Regions from separate parts of the Homo sapiens genome. Here regions 1 and 3 are each linked to region 2. Evidence: read pairs that join two places in POLR2A ChIA-PET (ENCODE). Cell type or tissue: CD4-positive, alpha-beta T cell. All regions are shown on one strand. Each heading gives the region's core, and the rest is flanking DNA. Links, peaks and the distances in the headings are about the cores only.

What was found. ChIA-PET counts read pairs that join two places held together with the same protein. Peaks named below come from ENCODE experiments on the same cell type or tissue, not always from the same donor. Only the 100,000 strongest peaks of a DNase experiment are listed, where the experiment ranks them.
Region 1: POLR2A ChIA-PET joins it to region 2 with 11 read pairs; 7 of 35 experiments call an interaction of 5 or more read pairs at or near these places.
Region 3: POLR2A ChIA-PET joins it to region 2 with 12 read pairs; 7 of 35 experiments call an interaction of 5 or more read pairs at or near these places.

The regions. Positions count from the first base shown.
Region 1 is chr7:38,360,272-38,370,775 of GRCh38, reverse strand. The region is part of intron 3 of TRG-AS1 (T cell receptor gamma locus antisense RNA 1); the gene reads right to left. It also overlaps TRG, TRGV2 and the pseudogene TRGV1. Among named protein-coding and RNA genes, the nearest start is that of TRG-AS1, 24 kb to the right of the region's middle. RefSeq lists enhancers at 572-621, 2,606-2,695, 7,290-7,389, 7,773-7,822. In CD4-positive, alpha-beta T cell, for the core only: CTCF peaks have their summits at 536, 735 (motif pointing right), 2,222 and 2,422 (motif pointing right); DNase peaks (open chromatin) are centred at 755, 2,475 and 3,235; H3K4me3 peaks cover 445 bases; H3K27ac peaks cover 2,567 bases.
Region 2 is chr7:38,213,645-38,218,644 of GRCh38, reverse strand. It overlaps STARD3NL (STARD3 N-terminal like), which reads right to left. Exons shown (of 9, transcript NM_032016.4): 3 at 4,211-4,288; 4 at 3,540-3,617; 5 at 1,567-1,620; 6 at 1,340-1,457. Among named protein-coding and RNA genes, the nearest start is that of STARD3NL, 38 kb to the right of the region's middle. In CD4-positive, alpha-beta T cell, for the core only: CTCF peaks have their summits at 2,528 and 2,728 (motif pointing left); a DNase peak (open chromatin) is centred at 2,724; H3K27ac peaks cover 1,644 bases.
Region 3 is chr7:38,371,469-38,377,276 of GRCh38, reverse strand. TRG-AS1 (T cell receptor gamma locus antisense RNA 1) reads right to left here. Exons shown (of 4, transcript NR_040085.2): 4 at 1-1,720. Among named protein-coding and RNA genes, the nearest start is that of TRG-AS1, 33 kb to the right of the region's middle. RefSeq lists a silencer at 2,495-2,789. In CD4-positive, alpha-beta T cell, for the core only: CTCF peaks have their summits at 2,483 and 2,683 (motif pointing right); a DNase peak (open chromatin) is centred at 2,666.

The DNA.
Region 1 (10,504 bases), core at 118-5,117, 150 kb before region 2:
AGCCCACACTGCCTTGTCTGGCTCACAAATGCAACTATGAACCCTGAATCTGAGGACTTTGAAAAATAAATGATAGCAAGTCAACTGGAGAAGGAAATCGGAAAGTGAAGCACTATGAATTCCCAGTAAGTTTCTTATTTATTTTTCCTCAATTATCCCCTGGCCTGTACTCAGATAATCAGAGTATATGTACAAAGATAATCTGAAATGCAGAACTGTACACCAGGTGAGGACAGAGAGAAAGGGGGACTCTCTGTGGTCAGAGAGCCCTGGTTTTCTGTTTTTTGTCCTTTTCCATTCTCTCGCAGCCCCCAGGCAATCTGAGTGGCAGTGGCAGCAGCTATGGTGAGCCAGGAGCCTAAAGCTCTTAGGAAAGGGATCCTTCTCTCTGACCAGGGAAGCTGTGGCCCTGAGAGAGAATCCTGGTGGTTTTTGTTCTCTATCCTCTCACCACTTGGCCCTGGAGGGAGACACAATGGTGGGAAATGCAGTGTGCTAAAGCCACACCTGTCTGGCCAGACGACTGGAGGGGCATTTCCTGTGAACTAGAAAGTATTGCAGAGCTTGCAGAGAGAAAGAAGATTAAGCAAGAAACATCATGCAATGATGTCTGGACTCCTGGGCTCACCCACTAGCTGTGCATGCATAAACGTGACCCTAAACAGCTCCAAAGCCAAAGGCCTTGCAAACCGAAGCAGGAGTAGGCACTGCCCAGGTCCTAGAATGGCCACTGGGTGGCGCACACACAGGACAGGTCTGACAAGACAAGTACTGCAAAGGCTGGAAAACGGAACTGACTGGAACTGCCCACCAAACACCAGTAGGAAGTTGTAATCCCTAACTGCGTCAGTTGCCTGCTAACAAAAAAACCCCCTCCACATTCTGTGTAATATTTAAACAATGCCCAGAGCTCTATAACATGATATTCAAAGTGTACAGGATTTAATCCGAAATTACTCCGCATGTGGAGGACGAGGAAAATCTTAGCATCTCCAAACGGAAAAGCCAAACAACAGATGCTAATCCTGACACGACACAGGTGTTGGAATAACAAAGACTTTAAAGGAGCTATAGTGACCACAGGAAGAAATGGAAAGAGAGGAGGAGAGAAGGAGGTAGAAAGTAAATAGATAGGAGAGATACAAATAGAGAAATAGAAAAAGAGATGAATAGAGATAGGCAGATAGAGAGACAGAAACATAAAGATATGAACAGAGTAAGAAACAGGAGCACTAAAGCAAAATAGAGGAGACTGAGAGCTGTAAGAGGGAGCTATAGAAGGAAAAATGTAAAGGGAGGAACAAAAACGGGACAGAGAAAAAAGAAATATGGACATAAAGACGGAGATGGAAGGACATAGTGATAGAAAGCAATGCAGGAGATAGAGAAATAGAATAGTAGAGAGAGAAATAGAGCCAGGGCACGTGAAAGCTATAAAGCAATTCATGGTAGTTGTCTAAATTCAACATATCATTACGGTTGCATAATGCTAATATTCTCATTTTAACATTTCTCCTAAATTTATTGGTTGTAATACTTCCACAAAAGAACTTTCATTCGGCCAGGCACAGTGGCTCACACCTGTAATCCCAGCACATTGGGAGGCCGAGGTGGGTGGATCACTTGAGGTCAGGAGTTCAAGACCAGCCTGGCCCACATGGTGAAACCCCATCTCTATGAAAAATATAAAAATTAGCTAGGTGTGGTGGCGCGTGCCTGTAATCCCAGCTACTTGGGAGGCTGAGGCAGGAGAATTGCTTGAACCCCGGAGGTGGAGATTGCAGTGAGCTGAGATTGTGCCACTGCACTCCAGTCTGAGACACAGAGCGAGACTCTATCTATCTAAAGAAAAAAAAAAAGAACTTTCATTCTTAAGCTCTGTGGTATTCTAAAATGTTTGTACAGAAATGGCAAGGTAAATGCTTGATTATTTTCTTTTCTGTTTTCAGAATGAGATGGTGTCTTAGCAACCTCCAGAGGAGACTTTATTTTGCTATATTATGTTTTTCAAGAATTTGTGTAGGTGTTATTCTTTTGGTGCTTAAAATGTCCTACCGATGGTTAGTGAGAGCCACTGCCGTTGTTTTTATTTGAGTAGAGTCCAAGGCAAACCAACATGCCTGACCCTCAGTCCTGTTAATAAAGCAGGCTCAAGCCTTCTCAGAATGGCCCTGGGTGGACTTGCAAATGTGGACTTGCAAATGTGAAAAGGAAGGTGGTTCAGGGCCCTAATCAGAAGCTTCCTGGCAGGACCAGGTTCTGGCAGCTGCGTTGGCTGCTGAAACTCTGAAGTGCAGGATGTGAGCCTGCTGTGGGACTGCCCTCTCCCAAGGGCCATGACCAGCTAGCGCCAGGGTCAGCTTCCCCCACATCTGCACTCCCTCTGCTGTGGGCCTGAGCAATCCATGCCCCTGGCTCTCTCCTGAAGAGGGCCTGCTCTCAGCTGCCACAAGAGGGCGATGGAGAACGGGCCTGAGCAGAGAGGCAGGAGCTCCTCTGCAGGTCCTCCCAGGAACCACCGCTTCTGGGAGGAAGGCTTGGGAGTCCCCTAAGACACATCCTCAGTCACTTCTCCCTGCCTGTGACTCAGGAAGACCAGCTCCTCTTACTGTCTTCTGTGCTAGGGATCACTTCCTTGTTGAGTGGGGCCTGAGTTTTAAGAGGATCTTCTGCTCCTCTTCATCTGGTCCCTTTCCTTCCAAGGCCCCAGAGAGGAAGGCATGCGGTGGGCCCTAGCGGTGCTTCTAGCTTTCCTGTCTCCTGGTGAGTGCGCTGCCTACAGAGAGGATCACGGGTTTTGTTTTGTTTTGTTATTTTCTTCTTTTGCAAGGAGCGACATACTAAGAAATGCCTCATTATATTTTGTGTTGTTCCCATTGCAGCCAGTCAGATATCTTCCAACTTGGAAGGGAGAACGAAGTCAGTCACCAGGCTGACTGGGTCATCTGCTGAAATCACCTGTGATCTTCCTGGAGCAAGTACCTTATACATCCACTGGTACCTGCACCAGGAGGGGAAGGCCCCACAGTGTCTTCTGTACTATGAACCCTACTACTCCAGGGTTGTGCTGGAATCAGGAATCACTCCAGGAAAGTATGACACTGGAAGCACAAGGAGCAATTGGAATTTGAGACTGCAAAATCTAATTAAAAATGATTCTGGGTTCTATTACTGTGCCACCTGGGACAGGCACAGTGATTCAGACACTGAAAATCTGCCTGTGGTTGCTTCTGGTACACAAGATAGACCAGCCAACTCTCATTTCCTGCCCTGAATTTACTGTATTCTGTACAAAGAGAAACACAGCTTAACTCCTGATCTCCCCTGCAATATCACACTCCCCTGGCAGCAGCTGCACCCTGTTCCCCACCCTCCCCCAGGACTTTCCTGAAGACCAAGCTGCCACCTCCAAGCCTCAGCTAAGCAGCCTGGCTGAGAGCAAGTTTCTCTCAGCTCTCCTAGAACATGGGGAAGGCCCACTCACTCTGCTTCCTAGGACAGACAGGTACAGCTAGGGTCCAGCTGTGAAGCAAGACATTTTGGACAAAAATGGGAAGGGTATTCATACTGAATCATACATCCAATAATGGTCCAGAGATCGCAGCTGAGAGTGGTGCTTATTCCTTATGTCTATAACAATATAAGCAATACTATAATGACCACTAAAACACTAGGCCAATATATGCAGTTGAACATTCTCTCTCTCTGCCCTCCCTTTTATTCTCGCTCTCCTTTCTTACTTCCATGCTTGCTTTTATCATTTTCTCTCCCTCCCTCCCTTCCTCCTTTCCTTCCATCACCCCACCCTCCTTCCTTTCTTTCCTTCCTTCCTTCCTTGCTTTTCTCTCTTTCTCTCCTTTTTGTGTACATAATCACAATACTTTTTCCACAAAATCATTTGAAATAGTTTTTCTCTATTTGTTCATGCCAACATTGATATAGCTGCTTTAATTGTTCAGTTTCATTTTTATATTTTGGAAATTTGTGTATTATTTTGTTTTGTTTCATATTTGTTTTGTATACGTAAAACATTTAGTTGGAACTGAAGTCAAAATTATAAAAGATGACACATTTGAAGATTTTAGCTTCCATTGTAGACTTCTCATTCCTCTTTTCTCCCTGACACTATAGGTAACAATATTTTTATCCGTTTTCTTGAACTTTTTCACTCTGTCATAGCGCAGTATGTATCAATTCTATTTCAATGCCATATTTATATTTTTGTTCCTATATTTGGTTTTTATACATTTTAATCAATCTTATATTTTCCCGTGTCTGGATTGTGTGTCTTACTTCTAAAGGTGCACATACTTCATAAGTATGCATAAAGACGTCCATATCATTTATTTGAATGTTTTTATGTGTTGATTATTTAATGATGGCATCATTGATCTATCAGGAATTTTTATACAATAATTACTGTATTAGTAATAATAATACTGGCCAGGCCCGGTGGCTCATGCCTGTAATCCCAGCATTTGAGTAGTACAGTCGTTAGGAATACTTAGGCCGGGAGATTGCGACCAGCTTAGCCAACATGGTGAAACCCTGTCTCTACTAAAAATACAAAAAATTAGCTGGCTGTGGCGGTGCACACATGTAATCCCAGCTACTTGGATGCTGAAGCAGGAGAATCTCTTGAGCCTAGAAGGTGGAGTTTTCAGTGAGCTAATATCACACTACTGCAGTCCAGTTTGGGCAACACAGTGAGACTCTGTCTCAAAAAGACTAATAATAATAATAATATTGATGGTAAATATGGGTACTGACATTCTGGTAGTTAATGTACTAAGCACATTGCATGCATATTGTATTTAATCTACACAGAAACTTCATTAAGGATTTAAAGTACTGTTGAATGTAACATTAGAAATTGGGGGGTTAATTAACATTCCCTAAGTCATATACTTTAATTTGATAATGATTGCAATCCAAGCTCTGTGGTTCAGAAAATGAGATTTGTTAATTCGGTTTGCATTCCCCCATCGTAGGAGTACTAGCATCATTTTACAACTTTACAGTTCATTTATATTTCTTCTTTTGAGAATTGCCTTGTACACTCTTTTCCTATTCTTCTATTGGAGGATTAGTTTTTTCTTATTGGTTCGTAAGAATTAATATACACCATTTTAGAGATACTGACCCTTTATCCAATGTGTTGAAGATATTTCTCCTCATTTGTTATTATTTACATTTGGCACCTTTTGGAGAATTGAACTTTGAAAAAAACAAAATCTATCAATTTTTCTATGGTGTCTACTTTGATGTCAGGTTTAGAAAGGCCAATCTCACCTAGAATTTCTATGCAATTCATCATCATTTAAGTCTAATGATTTTCTTTTTATTACAACTAAATCACTATTTGTAACTGGTAAGGTAGAAATGCAGCAATATTTGTTTCCATATGGTAAGTCAATATCCAAAAGAGAACTTATGAAATAATTGACTATTTCCTTGTGGATATTAACATATCACTTTATCACATGATAAAATATTACATACATGCAGCTTTCTTTCTGGATTTTCCACTGTGTTCCATGAATCTTGTCATTCTAGTGCCAGTATTGCCTTCTCTTCAGCACTGTAGCTTTATAGTTCTTTTCACATTCTGATGAAGTTTCTCTCATTATCTTTTTGTTTTAAGAATTTTCTGTGCATGCTAGTGTGATCTCAATCCTCTCCCTTCCCATTTTTAAACCGTGAGACTTCTGTCCAGCAAGACTTTTTCACGCTCCAAGGCAGGCAAGCTTCCCTCCTTCACAAGGACCTGAGAATTCAGCTTTCAGAGCTGTTCCTGTGGAAGCCTCATGTCCTGCACATATGGTCCAGAGGCAGAGGGAGACCAACCGGAGCCCCCTCCCTTTCTCATTCCCAGCTGTGATGACAGCAAAAACTGAACTCTGTGAGCTAGGCCAACAACACAATTAAGAGAGACATTGTTCTACATCTCATTATGCATCTTTCAAACATGTGTCTCTATATACTTCTGACACAGGTGGTGGTAATCTGTGTATGCCTTACTGAATTTTCACAATTATATTACTGTACTACTTTTGTCCCCTATATTTCCATCTGTGAATCCAGGTGTACTGCAGATCTCAGTCCCCTTTCTGAGGGTAGGGCTGACAAATAAAATATACAATACCAAACAATTTGGAAGTTCAGATAAACAACAAGTTTTTAGTTTAAGTATGTTCCAAATATTGCATGACATGGCACCCTGAACTACTTAGAAAAAAAAAACAAAAAAACCTCACACTCCTACTTCAGTGAACAAAAATCCTCTAATAAAGAGATCACACCCACAGGATCACACACACACAAACACACACACACACACACACCCCACATACACCCATTTATCTTAGAGCAGAGTCCAAGACCCACCAACACACATGATCCTCAGTCCTTTCATTTTTATTATTTATTTATTTATTTATATTTATTATACTTTAAGTGCTAGGGTACATATGCACAACGTGCAGGTTTGTTACATATGTATACATGTGCCATGTTGGTTTGTTGCACCCATCAACTTGTCATCTACATTAGGTATATCTCTTAATGCTATCCCTCCCCCCTCCCCCCACCCCACTACAGGCCCCAGTGTGTGATGTTCCCCCACTCTGTGTCCAAGTGTTCTCCTTGTTCAATTCCCACCTACGAGTGAGAACATGCACTGTTTGGATTTCTGTCCTTGGAATAGTTTGCTCGGAATGATGGTTTCCAGCTTCATCCATGTCCTTACAAAGGACATGAACGCATCCCTTTTTATGGCCGCATAGTATTCCATGGTGTATATGTGCCACATTTTCTTAATCCAGTCTATCATTGATGGACATTTGGGTTGGTTCCAAGTCTCTGCTATCGTGAATAGTGCCACAATAAACATATGCTTTGCGTGGTGCCTCCAAGTGTCCTCGCAGATGCCAAAAGGAAGGTGGTTCAGTTCCCTAATCAGAGACTTCCTGGCAGGACAAGGTCCTGGCATCAGCATTAGCTGCTGCAACTCTGAAGGGCAGGGTGTGAGCCTGCTGTGGGACTGCCCCCTCCTAGGGCTGGGCCTGCTGACTCCAGGGTCTGCTTCCCCCACCTCTGCACTCCCTCTGCTGCAGGCCTGAGCTCTCCTTGCCCCTGGCTCTCTTCTGCAGAGGGCCTGCTCTCAGCTGCCACAAGAGGGCGCCGGAGAACGGACCTGAGCAGAGAGGCAGGGGCTCCTCTGCAGGTCCTCCCAGGCACCAACCCTTCTGGGAGGGAGGAAGGCTTGGGAGTCCTCTTAGACAGATCCTCAGTCACTTCCCTCTGCTTGTGTCTCAGGAAGACCACCTCCTCCTACTGTCTTCTGTGCTAGGGATCACTTCCTTGTTGAGTGGAACCTGAGTTTTAAGAGGATCTTCTGCTCCTCTTCATCTGGTCCCTTTCCTTCCAAGGCCCCAGAGAGGAAGGCATGCAGTGGGCCCTAGCGGTGCTTCTAGCTTTCCTGTCTCCTGGTGAGTGCGCTGCCTACAGAGAGGATCACGGGTTTTGTTTTATTTTCTTCTTTTGCAAGGAGTACCATACTAAGGAATTCCTCATTATATTTTGTGTTGTTCCCATTGCAGCCAGTCAGAAATCTTCCAACTTGGAAGGGAGAACGAAGTCAGTCATCAGGCAGACTGGGTCATCTGCTGAAATCACTTGTGATCTTGCTGAAGGAAGTAACGGCTACATCCACTGGTACCTACACCAGGAGGGGAAGGCCCCACAGCGTCTTCAGTACTATGACTCCTACAACTCCAAGGTTGTGTTGGAATCAGGAGTCAGTCCAGGGAAGTATTATACTTACGCAAGCACAAGGAACAACTTGAGATTGATACTGCGAAATCTAATTGAAAATGACTTTGGGGTCTATTACTGTGCCACCTGGGACGGGCACAGTGATTCAGATCCGCCCTACACCACACTGAAAATCTGCCTTGTGGCTGCTTCTGGTACACAAGATAGAGCCGCCCCCTCTCATTTCCTGCCACCAAATTTACCGTGTGCTGAACAAGAGAAACATTGCTTAACTCCTGATCTCCCCTGCAATATTACACTCCCCTGGCAGCAGCTGCACCCTGTTCCCCACCCTCCCCCAGGACTTTCCTGAAGACCAAGCCGCCATCTCAGCTAAGCCTCAGAGAAGCAGCCTGGCTGAGAGCAAGGTTCTCTTAGCTCTCCTAGGACATGGGGGAGGCCCACTCACTCTGCTTCCTAGGACAAATGGGTACCCCTAGGGTCCAGCTGTAAAGCAAGATATTTTGGACAACAAATGGGAAGGGAATTTATACTAAATTGTGTATCCCATCATGATCCAGAAACCGCAGCTGAGACTGGTGCTTATTCCTTATGTCTATAACAATATAAGCAATACTATAATGACCACTGAAACACCAGGCCTAGGTATGCAGTTGAACATTCTCTCCCTCTGCCCTCCCTTTTATTCTCTCTCTCTTTTTTCTTAATTCTTTGCTTGCTTTTATTATTTTTCTCTCTCCCTTCCTCCCTCGCTCCATCGCTCCCTCCGTCCTTCCCTCCCTCTCTCCCTCTCTCCTTCCCTCCCTTCCTCTCTTCTTTCCTTCCATCCATTCTCCTTCGTTTTCCTTCCTTCCTTCTTTGCTTTTCTCTTGCTTTCCTTTTTGGGTACATAATCAGAATACTTTTTCCACAAAATCATTTGAAATAATTTTTCTCTATGTGTTCATGTCAACATTGATATAGCTACTTTAATTGTTCAGTTTTCTTTTTTACATTTTGGAAATTTGTTGTATTACTTTGTTTTGTTTCATATCTGTTTTGTATATATAAAACATTTACATGGAAGTGAAGTCAAAATTATAAAAGATGATGCATTTGAAGATTTTAGCTTCCATTGTAGACTTCTCATTCTTCTTTTCTCCCTGACACTATAGGTAACAATATTTTTGGCAGTTCACTTGAGTTTTTTCACTGTTTGTCATAGCGGAGTATGTATTGTTTCTATTTCAATGCCATATTTATATTTTCTTTCTGATATTCAGTTTCTATATATTTTAATCAATCTTATATTTTCCTGTGTCTGGACTGTGTGTCTTACTTCTAAAGGTGCACATACTTCATAAGTATGCATAAAGACGTCCATATCATTTATTTGAATGTTTTTATGCATTCATTATTTAATGATGGCATCATTGATCTATCAGGAATTTTTATACAATAATTACTGTATTAGTAATAATAATACTGGCCAGGCCCGGTGGTTCATGCCTGTAATCCCAGCATTTGGGCAGTCCAGTCGTTAGGATCACTTAGGCCGGGAGATTGCGACCAGCTTAGCCAACATGGTGAAACCCTGTCTCTACTAAAAATACAAAAAATTAGCTGGCTATAGTGGCGCACACATGTAATCCCAGCTACTTGAATGCTGAAGCAGGAGAATCTGTAGAGCCTGGTAGGTGGAGTTTTCAGTGAGCTAATATCACACTACTGCAGTCCAGTTTGGGCAACAGAGTGAGACTCTGTCTCAAAAAAATGAATAACGATAATAATAATATTGATGCTACATATGGGTACTGACATTCTGGTAGTTAATGTACTAAGCACATTACATGCATATTTTATTTAATCTACACAGAAATTTCATTAGGGTTTAAAGTACTGTTGAATGTAACATTAGAAATTGAGGGGGTTAATTAACATTCCCTGAGTCATATACTTTAACTTGATAATGATTGCAATCCAAGCTCTGTGATTCTGAAAACGAGATTTGTAAATTCAGTTTGCATTCCCTCATCTTTGGGAGTACTAACATTATTTCACAACTTTATAGGTCATTTATAGTTCTTCTTTTGTGAATTGCCTTGTCATACTCTTTGCCTATTCCTCTCTTGGAGGATTAATTTTTTCTTATTAGTTTGTAAGAGTTAATATACACTATTTTAAAGATACTGACCCTTTATCCAATGTGTTGAAGATATTTCTCCTCATTTGTTGTTATTTACATTTGGCATCTTTTGGTGAATTGAACTTTGAAAAAAAAAGCATTAAAATCTATCAGTTTTTCTAGGGTGTCTAGTTTGATGTCAAGCTTAGAAAGGCCAATCTCACCTAGAATTTCTATGCAATTCATCATTGTTTAAGTGTAATGATTTTGTTTTTATTACAACTAAATCACTATCTATATCTGGTAAGAACGAAATGCAATAATATTTGTTTCCATATGGTAAGTCAATACCCAAAACAGAACTTATAAAATAATTGACTATTTCCTTGTGGGTATTAACATATCACTTTATCACATGATAAAATATTACATACGTGTGGCTCTCTTTCTGGATTTTCCACTGTGTTCCATGAATCTTCTCATTCTAGTGCCAGTATTGCCCTCTCTTCAGCACTGTAGCTTTATACTTCTTTTCACATTTTGATGAAGTTTCTCTCATTATTTTTTTGTTTTAAGAATTTTCTGTGCATTCTAGTGTGATCTCAATCCTCTCCCTTCCCATTT
Region 2 (5,000 bases), core at 1-5,000:
TACTGACAATGAAAATAAGTGCTAATTTAAAATTTTCATTAATTGTGTGTTCTGCTTTATTAGTCACTTTGAATGTGGTTTAATCCTATAACCATTCAAGCCTCAGTCATAGTAATAGTTCATATGTTTTCAACAAAGTTCAGTTTTATATTTATATACAATTAAAAAAGACTTTCATTAGCTTTACTTATAACTTCTCCAAGATACACTTTCACAAAGGAATAGACGGCACAGGATAGAAGGTACAACTCAGTCTGATTAATGGGTTTTTAAAATCTACTCTTGAATTATCCTTTTCTTATATATTTCTTCTATGTAAATGAGATTTTCCAAAATAAAACCACTTGCAAGATTATTTTGCATCCTGCTGTTTTTTGAAGTTATAATCATGCTTAACTTTCTATAAGATACTTTTTTTTTCCTATGAGGCAGGGCAAATTGAGCCAGATGGCCAGCAGAGGCATAAAAACAGCATGTCTTGAAACTGCATGGGTGTCTGAAATGAGCTTTGATCGTTTCACCTTTAAGATGGGTGGGTGGGGCATGTGGGCTTCCATTAAGGACATTATGTGGAGAAGAATTTCAGCTTGGTAATTTACCATAAAGCTTAATCAATCATTTGGCCTTCCTAGTGAATATTCTGGGATATTGAAAGCCATGATGAGATTATAGCAGCTTTGGCAGGATTCATGAGTACACCTTGTTAGCTATGACTCAGCTACTCAGAGGATGGTGAAAGGCTGAGCGTCGCTCTGGCTTGCTGTCATCCTCCTGTGAATAATCTTCATCCTAAACCCACCAATGGTCCCCAGCCCTAGGCATTTAACTGTTCTAACAGAGGCCCATCTGAAGCCACCAACTGCTGTATGGATCACAATGGGAGACTTTGGAGAATCACTGGCTTGTATTTAGAATAGTTGCTTCCACTCACTTAAAATTGGTTTTATTTTCTCTGACCCTAAACAGCACAGTTCTGTTTACATGCACAAAATGCTTACTGTCCTGTCTATTGCTAACAGGGAGAAAAGAACAACCTGTCTGGGGAGAAAAAAGTGCTGGCTATTTTTTGTTATTGCTTGAATGCCCTTTTCACCAGTGTTCACATTTTCTTCCAGGGGAAGCCTGGCCTGATAGCTGGAGAGAGGAGCTGCTTTCTGTTACTTACCCTTTCATCCACCCAACCCTTCTCTCGATTTCTGCTGTAGCCACTAAAGAATGAAGACCCCACCACTGCCTAACTCTACCCATTTGCAGCCCCATTCACACCAAGAAACCACATCTCTTCCTCCCAGCTTGGTATCCAGTCCGCCTCAGGAGGCTGACTTTGAGAGGAACTTACTGTTTTCTTCTTCTGCTTCTTGAGGTAACACTTTGAAATCCAGGAACCACGTCTCAATCCAGGCAAGGATGAATGAAATGATGGGCAGCACATAGCCAAAAGCCCCTTGAGAGAAAAGCTGGAAAATACGACCAGGAAAGGGAAATGCAGTTACCACAAACTCACACTGAAAAACGAGGCTTCATCACTGAAGATGGTAACTGTATAGAAAAAGTGGTAGGCCATACCTTCGAAAGGATCACTTTTGCTAGTAAAAAGGCACTGGTCACTGCCGTTGTCAACTGCAAGACACATAATCCAGCACTGTTCACACTAGGCATCTCACACTGTGAAGGTACCTCCCTCTTCACAAGAGACCCGTCTGAGCCAGGAGCAGGCAAGGCCTGAAAAACCTGTGCCTAGCCTGGCTCCTTCCCATATCACTCAGTCTCTCTCCCCTAGACCCACACTGGGGCAAAATGGGCTTCTACATGTGACACAATCCCTAAATGACTGTGTGTGGTTTATTCTCCCACATTTCAGCAGGCTGGTGTGCTAGGTAACTAAGTTTGATCCACCAGAAGGTACAATTCCAAAGCCTCTACAAGCACATGAAGAGACTGGTAAAGTGCATAGGTAGGGCTCTCGCCAGGGGTTGTGAAGTCCAGAGATACCATAATACCTGAGCCTTGTCACTGTTCCTTCAACTAATATTTTTAGCATGGTGAAACCTGACCAAAATGAATACCAATAGTAGCTTGACTGACAGAAGGAGGACAGGGAACACCAAGTATCTTGCTCAATAAGTATTAACAAAGTTGCAGACACACACACACACACACTCACACACACACACACACACACACACAGAGCTGCTTGGGAGAGGAGGCAGTTTAGCATTTTATATTCTGACACTAATTAACTTTACAGGCTCACACTAAGCACTCTTTAAATACCAGCTGACTTCTCCTCCTTCCAGCTTCTAGACTCTTCTCTGCAAATGTTTTTTAAAACAAGAATCAGAAGCAATAAAATGATTTGCTAAATTAGACTTATTCTTCAGATAATCTGAAAGCAGATATTGAAGATACTGTCTTACAGCTCTCACTGAATATCTATATGTCAAACACTTTTCTAAAACAAACATTGAGAGGGATAGTCTGACAAATACTAGCATACATATGGGGACTCAGGAATACAACATCCCAAAGGGATCTGTTGTAGAAAATGCAGAAAAATGGGAGGGTACAATCATCAAAAGCTATGATGATATCAGCAAAAGAGTATTCAGGAAAGGGAGTCAAGTCTGGCCAAGACTGTCAGCCTATATCCATGAAATGAGAGCTTCCGGATTAACAGATGGTCTGACCGCTGCCCCGTGATTCTGAGAATGCTCAGAAGACATGGCCCAGACAGACATCGCCCCCTAGTGGACTCAGGAGGGCAGCACAAGTCCTATTCCCAGCTGGAGAAACCCAGGCCTGGGCCACCCAGACCCGAGCTCTCACCCTCTAATTGCAGAACTGCAGGTTATTTCTGAGCAGCTCTCTCTAGTCTGAGGAGCTCCACATTTTCTTCCCATAGAACTGACTTATTAAAGCTTTACAAAAGGCAAATATTCAGACATCTGTCAGGCAGAACTGCTAGTAATTCTATCAATCTCTAAATACTTATTAAGAATACCAAAGCTCTCTGTGCTAGATGCCAGGAAACAGAGGAGTAAAAAAGTCCTTGTCCTTGAGAAGTCCAAGGCAACAACAGAGAGACTGAGAGCTTTTCCCTCCAAGACAGGGGGTTGTGGGGAAGAAAGGAGGGGGTAAGGCAATTACCTAAATAAGTACAGACCATGTCATGAAAACAATCACTAAGCAGTTTCAACCAAATAAGACATTTTCCAAATATCTCTGTGACAGAGGTCTCCTCTCATCTCTTATTTGCAAAATGAGGTAGAGGGTGGCTTGGTGCTTGGCCAATAATCACTGTTGGGCTTCTAGATTCCTCATTTGGCTCAGCACCAAGAGACAAATCTAGTTACTCATTAACATTGGAAAGAAGCCCTGGAGTATTAAACCTACTTAAGTATGGAGGAAACGGGACTCAGGAAAGCTGGTGGGATTCCACCTGCATTAGAACTGTATCTTCTCCCAGCCCAGGCCTGTTGAGAGCAGGACTTGGCCACCAGCACTGGAGGAGATGACCCACTCATGCAGGGCATACTCACCGCTATTGCCCACCAATGGCGCAGTCTGCACACAGCATATGCAAGTATTAACACTTTAAATCGAAAAACTGCCAGAAGCTGAAAGTAAGAAAATAAAGGGATGTTTTAAAAAATATATACAAAAATGACACAGCTTTATGAAAAACTCACCAGACTGTCTTCATTACTGTGATTTAGCTGGAGACTACCAGGGACTGGCACTGGTCTGTAGACCAGCATTTGGGAATCCCTGCTCTACAACTTAATGTAATAGCAAATTAGGTCTCACATTAATCTCCCATTATGAAAGAAAAAACAAGGCAAGAAAAAAAAGATGTCATTTTCATCATCTTATTATACAAATAGGTGAATTTTCCTTTCAGTGACTAGATATGTCAATGGGTTCTATTTGAGCCATTTGAAAGAATAAAGGCTCTCCAACAAGAAAATAGGAATGGCTCCTTCTGTTGCCCTCCCTTATCTGTCATTAATCTTTTATTTCCTTGAGATGATGACACAATTCCTTATTTAGAGAGAGAGAACATTGAATGGGTGGGGAATTAAAAGAAAAGGAAAATATGGTCAGTGTTCAAAAGAGGAAAAAAGGGCATGGAATTTGAAGTCTATTTAGAGGAAATCTGCCTTTTGGGTCAGTTTTATCACATCTGAAATGAAACATAAAAAATACTTACAAATATATCAAAATATGAAGAATAGTAGTCATACTGCATCACCTCCTTCTCTAATGTGTTCTCAATGCCTCCATTCACCTAGAAAGGAGAGTAAGAAGCAAAAACAAGGAGAGGTTTATGTGTGGAAATAAAACAAGGTAAGATTTCCTATCCAACTTTCCTGCCTATCTTCTCAGAACCCAGAAATGCTAAAGTGCGAAGAAAAGAACTCTCATAATTTTAATAGAAAAGGGCTAGATGGCACTCTCCAATTCCTCAACTCTGAATTCATTCACTCAACAGATATAAATGTATAGTGAAAAATAATGGCTTCTGTAGTTCATAGTTGGGAAAATTAAAATGTTAAGAAAATTATTTTTTCCCTTCTAAGATAAAGTCTTCCATCATACAAAAGTATATTTTTAAAGAAGGCAATTCACCTTTATCCAGGACTACCTTACTTTCTGATCACGCTCCACTGTCTTAGGTCTTGGAAGGCCAAGACTCCCCGACATCCGGGCAAACGTCAATGATGGCCATTAGCATGACACAGGATAGAAGTGTAAACATTCTCTGTGGTTTCTCATTTTTATTTCTCCTGGCATTTAAAGATTCTGCACTTTTATCAATTTAAATATATTTTTAACATGAATAGATAATGAAATAAGGACAGTACTAGACTCAAACCTGATACAACTTTCTGTCCTCTCCCAATGCTACTGTCAAAATAAATCTTGTATTATCGAGCTCAAAATTCGACAAATGAAACTATGGAGCATAATACTTTTAAAAAATCAAGTAAGGGGACATG
Region 3 (5,808 bases), core at 147-5,146, 160 kb before region 2:
AGAGGATGTGAAGACCTAGGACGTTCCTGTACACTCCTGTAGACTATAAACACTGGACACTTAGGCTACACTAAATTGATCAAAACATACATTTCTTTCTTCATTAATAAATTAGCTTTTGCTGACTGTAACTTTTTTACTTTAGCAACTTTTATTTTTTAACTTTTTGACTCCTAACAACACTTAGCTTAAAACACAAACAGGCCAGGCCCTGTAGTTCACGCCTGTAACCCCACCACTTTGGGAGGCCAAGGCGGGTGGATCACCAGGTCAGGAGTTCAAGACCAGCCTGGCCAAGATGGTGAAAATCTCCACAAAAAATACAAAAATTAGCCAGGCATGGTGGCACTTGCCGGTAGTCCCAGCCACTCAGGAGGCTGAGGCAGAAGAGTCGCTTGACCCCAGGAGGCAGAGGTTGCAGTGAGCCGAGATCACACCACTGCACTCCAGCTGGGCGACAGAGCAAGACTCCGTCTCAAAAAAAAAAAAGAAAAAGGAAAAGAAAAACAAAAAAAAATTATACAGCTGTACAAAATATTTTCTTTATATCCTTATTCTATAAACTGTTTTCTATTTTTAACATTTTCACTTTTAAAACATTTTTGCTAAAAATCAAGACACAGCCACACATTAGCCTAGGCCTACAGGGTCGAGATCTTCAATATCACTGTAGTCCAGCTCCACATCTTGTACCCACGGAGGGTCATCAGGGCAGTAACACACATGGAGCTGTCATCTCCTAGGACAACAGTGCCTTCTTCTGGAATTCCTACTGAAGGGCCTGCCTGAGGCTGTTTTACAGTTAACTTTTTTTTTTTTTACAAGTAGAAGTTGTACACTCTAAAATAATGATTAAAAAGTATAATATAGTAATTACATAAACCAGTAACATGGTCATTTATTATAATTTTCAAGTATGTACTGTGCGTAGCTGGATGTGCTAGACTTTTATACAACTGGCAGTACAGTAGGTTTGTGTACACCAGGGTCACCACAAATGAGAGTCGTGTTGTGATGTTATGATGGCTACGATGTCACTAGATGACAGGAATTTTTCTGCACCTCTATCATCTCATGGGACTGTGGTACATGCGGCCCATCGTTACTGAAATGTGATGAAGTGCATGACTCTAGTCTTCACAGATACGGAGGCTCTAAGGACAGATATCAAATACATTAGACTGGGCACCTATGGGGGAACAGGAATAGGGAATGAAGGAGAGAAAAGAGTAAAATAAAAAACAAACATGCAAAACTGTACATAACTGGCATGGATTAATGGTGATAATGTACCAGGCACTGAGAAATATGACAGAAAAATATGAGAATTAAGGTTTTAAAAAACAAGCAAAAAACAAGAAGATACCAAGCACTGATTTCAGGATAACTCCCTGAAGCCTCATATTTAAGCTTTGAGACTTAATTTTGGACAATCCAAAACAGTGGTTCCAATGAGTAAATCACAATTAGGGTAATCCAAAGAGCTCTCTTTCTTCAGTTGTCTGTGGAAAATGTGACATTTTCCTTCAGGTAAAATCCGTGTACACTGGCTGCCAGCACAGAGCCATCTGGCTGGCCTTGGCCGCTGGGCATTGGTCTTGGCTTTGTCCCACCCCCGCAGCAGCCTTCTTCTCCAGGATGGTCAAAGCTCACCCAGAGCAAAGATGCTCTGCACTCAGGAACACTGGATTCAGGCATTGATCCAAGCCCCCGTGCAGCTCTGTGATATAAAAATGAGAGGAGGGAGGAGAACTTGTCTTTTAGCCAAAACATTTTCTAAACCACAGGCAGTTACCATGTCCTTCAGAGTCAAGGCACATTAGGTACAAGGATTATTGATAATAATCCTTGTAATTTTTAAGACCACAAAACATTGAAACATTGAAAATTATAAATAGATAACATCAAAGCATGGTGGGAATTCTATTTTGTATGCATGTTTAGACTAAGGATCTTTTCTTTTTTTCCAGACTGGGCCAGAACCAAGTACCTGTAAGAATCAGCACAGTTCAGCCTTTTGTATCAATTGCAGTTGTGTCCATGTATGTGTGTGTGCATTCTTGGGTACATGTGCACACACCTGCATGTTACCTACACAAACCTCCGTGTTCCCATCCTTCTTAGGTGGGATTTTTGAACACTGCATTTACACTGGCCTGAAATAAGTTTGTTAAAGTCATCGGCCTCATGTAGTGGCCAGGCTGGGCTGCAAAGCCATTGGCTATCCAAACATTCAGAAGACCTTTAGGAATCAATGTTTTTGTTAAGGAGTCTATATAGAATAGGCTTTTCCTAGAGCAATGTTGAGTCAAGAGGAAGCAAATAACATGCATTATTGTTGGATCAAAATAAAAACTAGAAGCTTCCATTTTTCATTTCACCACACCTATTCCTTCAATATCCAGTTTATCAATTCAATTCAGAATCACAATTAGAACTAGAAGAGACCAAAAACATCACCCACTCCTCTGATTTTGAGGCGGGGGAAATGACAGCCCTGCAAGAAGGAGTCTCTTGCCTAAAACTATCAAGCACATAAGGTGTGCAGTTGGAACCTGCCTTGCATTTGGGGACCTTTCCATTCGTTATACGAAGTCTTTGCCATTCGTTGGGGTCTAATATTGGGGTAATATAACATGTATGGTATACCTCGAATGGCCAGGAGGGGGTGCTACAGGTTTGTACAAATAACTAAATGCAGTCAAAACACTACTTCTTTTAAAGCATGAAGCTGGGAGTTGAAATCAAATCGGAAATATAACATTTTGTATCAAAATGCAGCAGCTTCATGAAGACAGAAATTAATCCCTGAATCATAAACAGCCAAGCAGTTCCCTTATGGTACAGGCTCTGGAGACTTGTCTGTTTGGTTCAAATTCTTGGTGTGCTGTTTATTAGCTAGGTGACCTCGAGGAGTTATTTAACCTCTCTGTAAGCTTCAATTTCATCTGAAAAATGGGGATAAGTAACACCTATTTTCTGCTTGCAAGAAAAGAATAAATATATACAATGTTTGACACTCAAAGGGTATTTGCTATCATTTAATGGATCAAGAATTTCTGCTATGACTTTAAAAATTAGTCTTTTAATAAAAGGCCATTAACTATTTACTTAACAGTGCTAGAGGAAATTCCTATGACTTTTTGAGGTCCACCATAATTAACTGAATGAATACTATTCAACAGTATCTTAGGTTGTTTTCTTACTGGCAGCTGAGAGTGACCCTTGAGTTTCTAAAATCTTTCTGAAATTTTCTTCATGGTCTCTTATACTTTATAACTTAAAAAGAAATATATATAATATATATACATATGATATATGTATATATGTTATATAATTTATATATATATATATACACACACACACGAATATAAATGGCCGGTAGCCAGGATTTTGGAATTTGTTAGACTTCAGTTGAAATCCAGGCTCCATTATTTATTCGTCAAATGACCTCGAAGAGTTTAACCTTTTTAAGATTCCAACTCTCTCATCTGTGAAATGTGGTTGATTATATCTCCTTTGGAGTATTATTGTAAGAATTAAACTGTGGTAAAGACTAGCTTAGATATCATTTAGTTTAGAAATGAACAAGGTGGCACAACCCCTGGCCCCAGGAGATGAATGGTGTATCCAGGGTAAAGGTTATAATTGCCAAGTACAGTGACTTTCCCAAGGACATACAACCTCTAAGTGGCAGTGCTTGGACTTTTATTCTGTCTTTTCCAAAGCAATACATTCTTGAAACTAAAAGTTCTCAGGCCAGACTCTCCAAAGTGTCCCTATTTGGCAGCTCCATCTTGAGAAGTAACCTCTCCCTTCCGCACACTCTTCGTGGGATTGCATTGTTGGCTGCTCATCCTGGGCTGAGGCCCATGACCGGACCATTCCCAGGGCACCAGGCAGCCACAGGGCCTGTAAGAAGAGCAGGCAGGAAGTGAAGCTTTGGCTGAGGTTTCTGGGACACACTTAACTTCCCTGGAAACGATGCCTGACACCGCCTGGCCACAGCACTGGCAGGAGATGCTGCTGTCTTCTGGGAACATGCAGCGGCCAGTGAGCAGCACAGGACACAGGAACGTAAACTGGGGACCCTTCATCCATCCACTCTGGCTTCGTATCTTCTCCATTGTCCACTCCTATTTTAGCCCGGGATGATCAGTGATGATGTGCATGAGTTACTCATTCCCATCTATGCCCCAGCCCAGACTGAGCATATACAAACCCTGTTCTTTGCAGAATTTTTCATTTTTCCTTTTAATTTTCTATGGAAAGAATATATGTTATATAATTCAGCCTTATTGACACCCTTATAATAGCCTTCTAAACTACACACCTGATCATTTATCCCATCCAAATATACATATATTTGATACAGGGTCTCACTCTGTTGCCCAGGCTGGAGTGCGGTGGCACGATCACAGCTCACTACAGACTTGACCTCCCAGACTCAAGGGATCCTCCCACCTCAGCCTCCCAAGTAGTTGGGACTACAGGCGTGTGCCATCACGTGCAGCTAAATTTTTGTATTTTTTGTGGAGACTGGGTTTCACCATGTTGCTCAGGCTGGTCTGGAACTCCTGGGCTTAACTGATCTGCCTGCCTCGGCCTCCCACAGTGCCGGGATTACAGGCATGAGCCACCGTGCCCAGCCTCATTGATACACATTAAATGCCTACTACGTTCCAGGCCTTGTGCTGTGTGCTCTTGATACTGAGGTGTGTGCCCCCTTAAGCTCATTGAAAACACTATTGACCTGCGTCACTGCGGTCACAAAGTGATACAGAGAGCCCAGACAACCATTTAGAGGTGAGGAAATTCTAATAATTCATGGTAAGCAGATTGTTTCCCATAGTGTTGCTAGGGAACATCTCACAGCAGACTGAAATAGAAATACAAGCAATTGTCTGCGCACTAGAACTTTCTCCCCAAGGCAGTGCTATTTTTTTAAACAATTCTTCTATCATCATCATCATAATGCTGACCTCTTGATATGTAAAGGTACAATTACGAGGAGAAGCAGAAGAACATTTACATCTGTGAGTTTGCACCTCTCTCCCACCATAGTGAGCAGATCACACCCTCAGGACCCCAGAAGACTGGCAAGGAGGACTTGATAGAGACAAAAGGAGAGACACAAGAGGGGACAGAGTGTTCATATGAAGAGGGAGAGGGCATGATATAGAGACAGTGACGGCAACAGAAAGTAGAAAGTTGAAGAGGGACAGAGAGCAGAGTGGAAGTGAGAAGGAAAGAAAATGACTAGGACAGTGGCCATACAAGCAAAAAGAGCAAGAGACAGAGACACGTGGAGAGGTATAGTTCTCTATCATGGCGGGGGAGAGAGAGAGAAAACAGAGAAAGAAATACAAAACACAGAGAGAGGGTGAGAGACAAAGGGACAGAGAGACAGCGAGAGAGGGAGGGAAGATGGAGAGAGAGAAAACAACAGAGAAGAGAGAGAAACTGTGATATAAATATAGCGACAGGGACAGGGACAGTGATGGAGAGAGACAGAGAAATAGGGAAAGATACAAGAAGAGAGAACTGGAGTTAGGGGGAGAGATAGGGAGAGAGAGAGAACGATAGACCTGTGGAGACAGAAGCATACACGTGGACACACAGAGTGCGGCAGTGTTAGGAAGATAGAGATAAATATACAGAAATAATGGTAAATATTGAGATAGAAAAATATATATAAAGAGAAAAAACAAAGAAATATGCATATTTATATATTGTAAAAATATACATAAATGTATTTATACATGTATAATATGTTATATATAAAATATTATATATATTTCTATACAA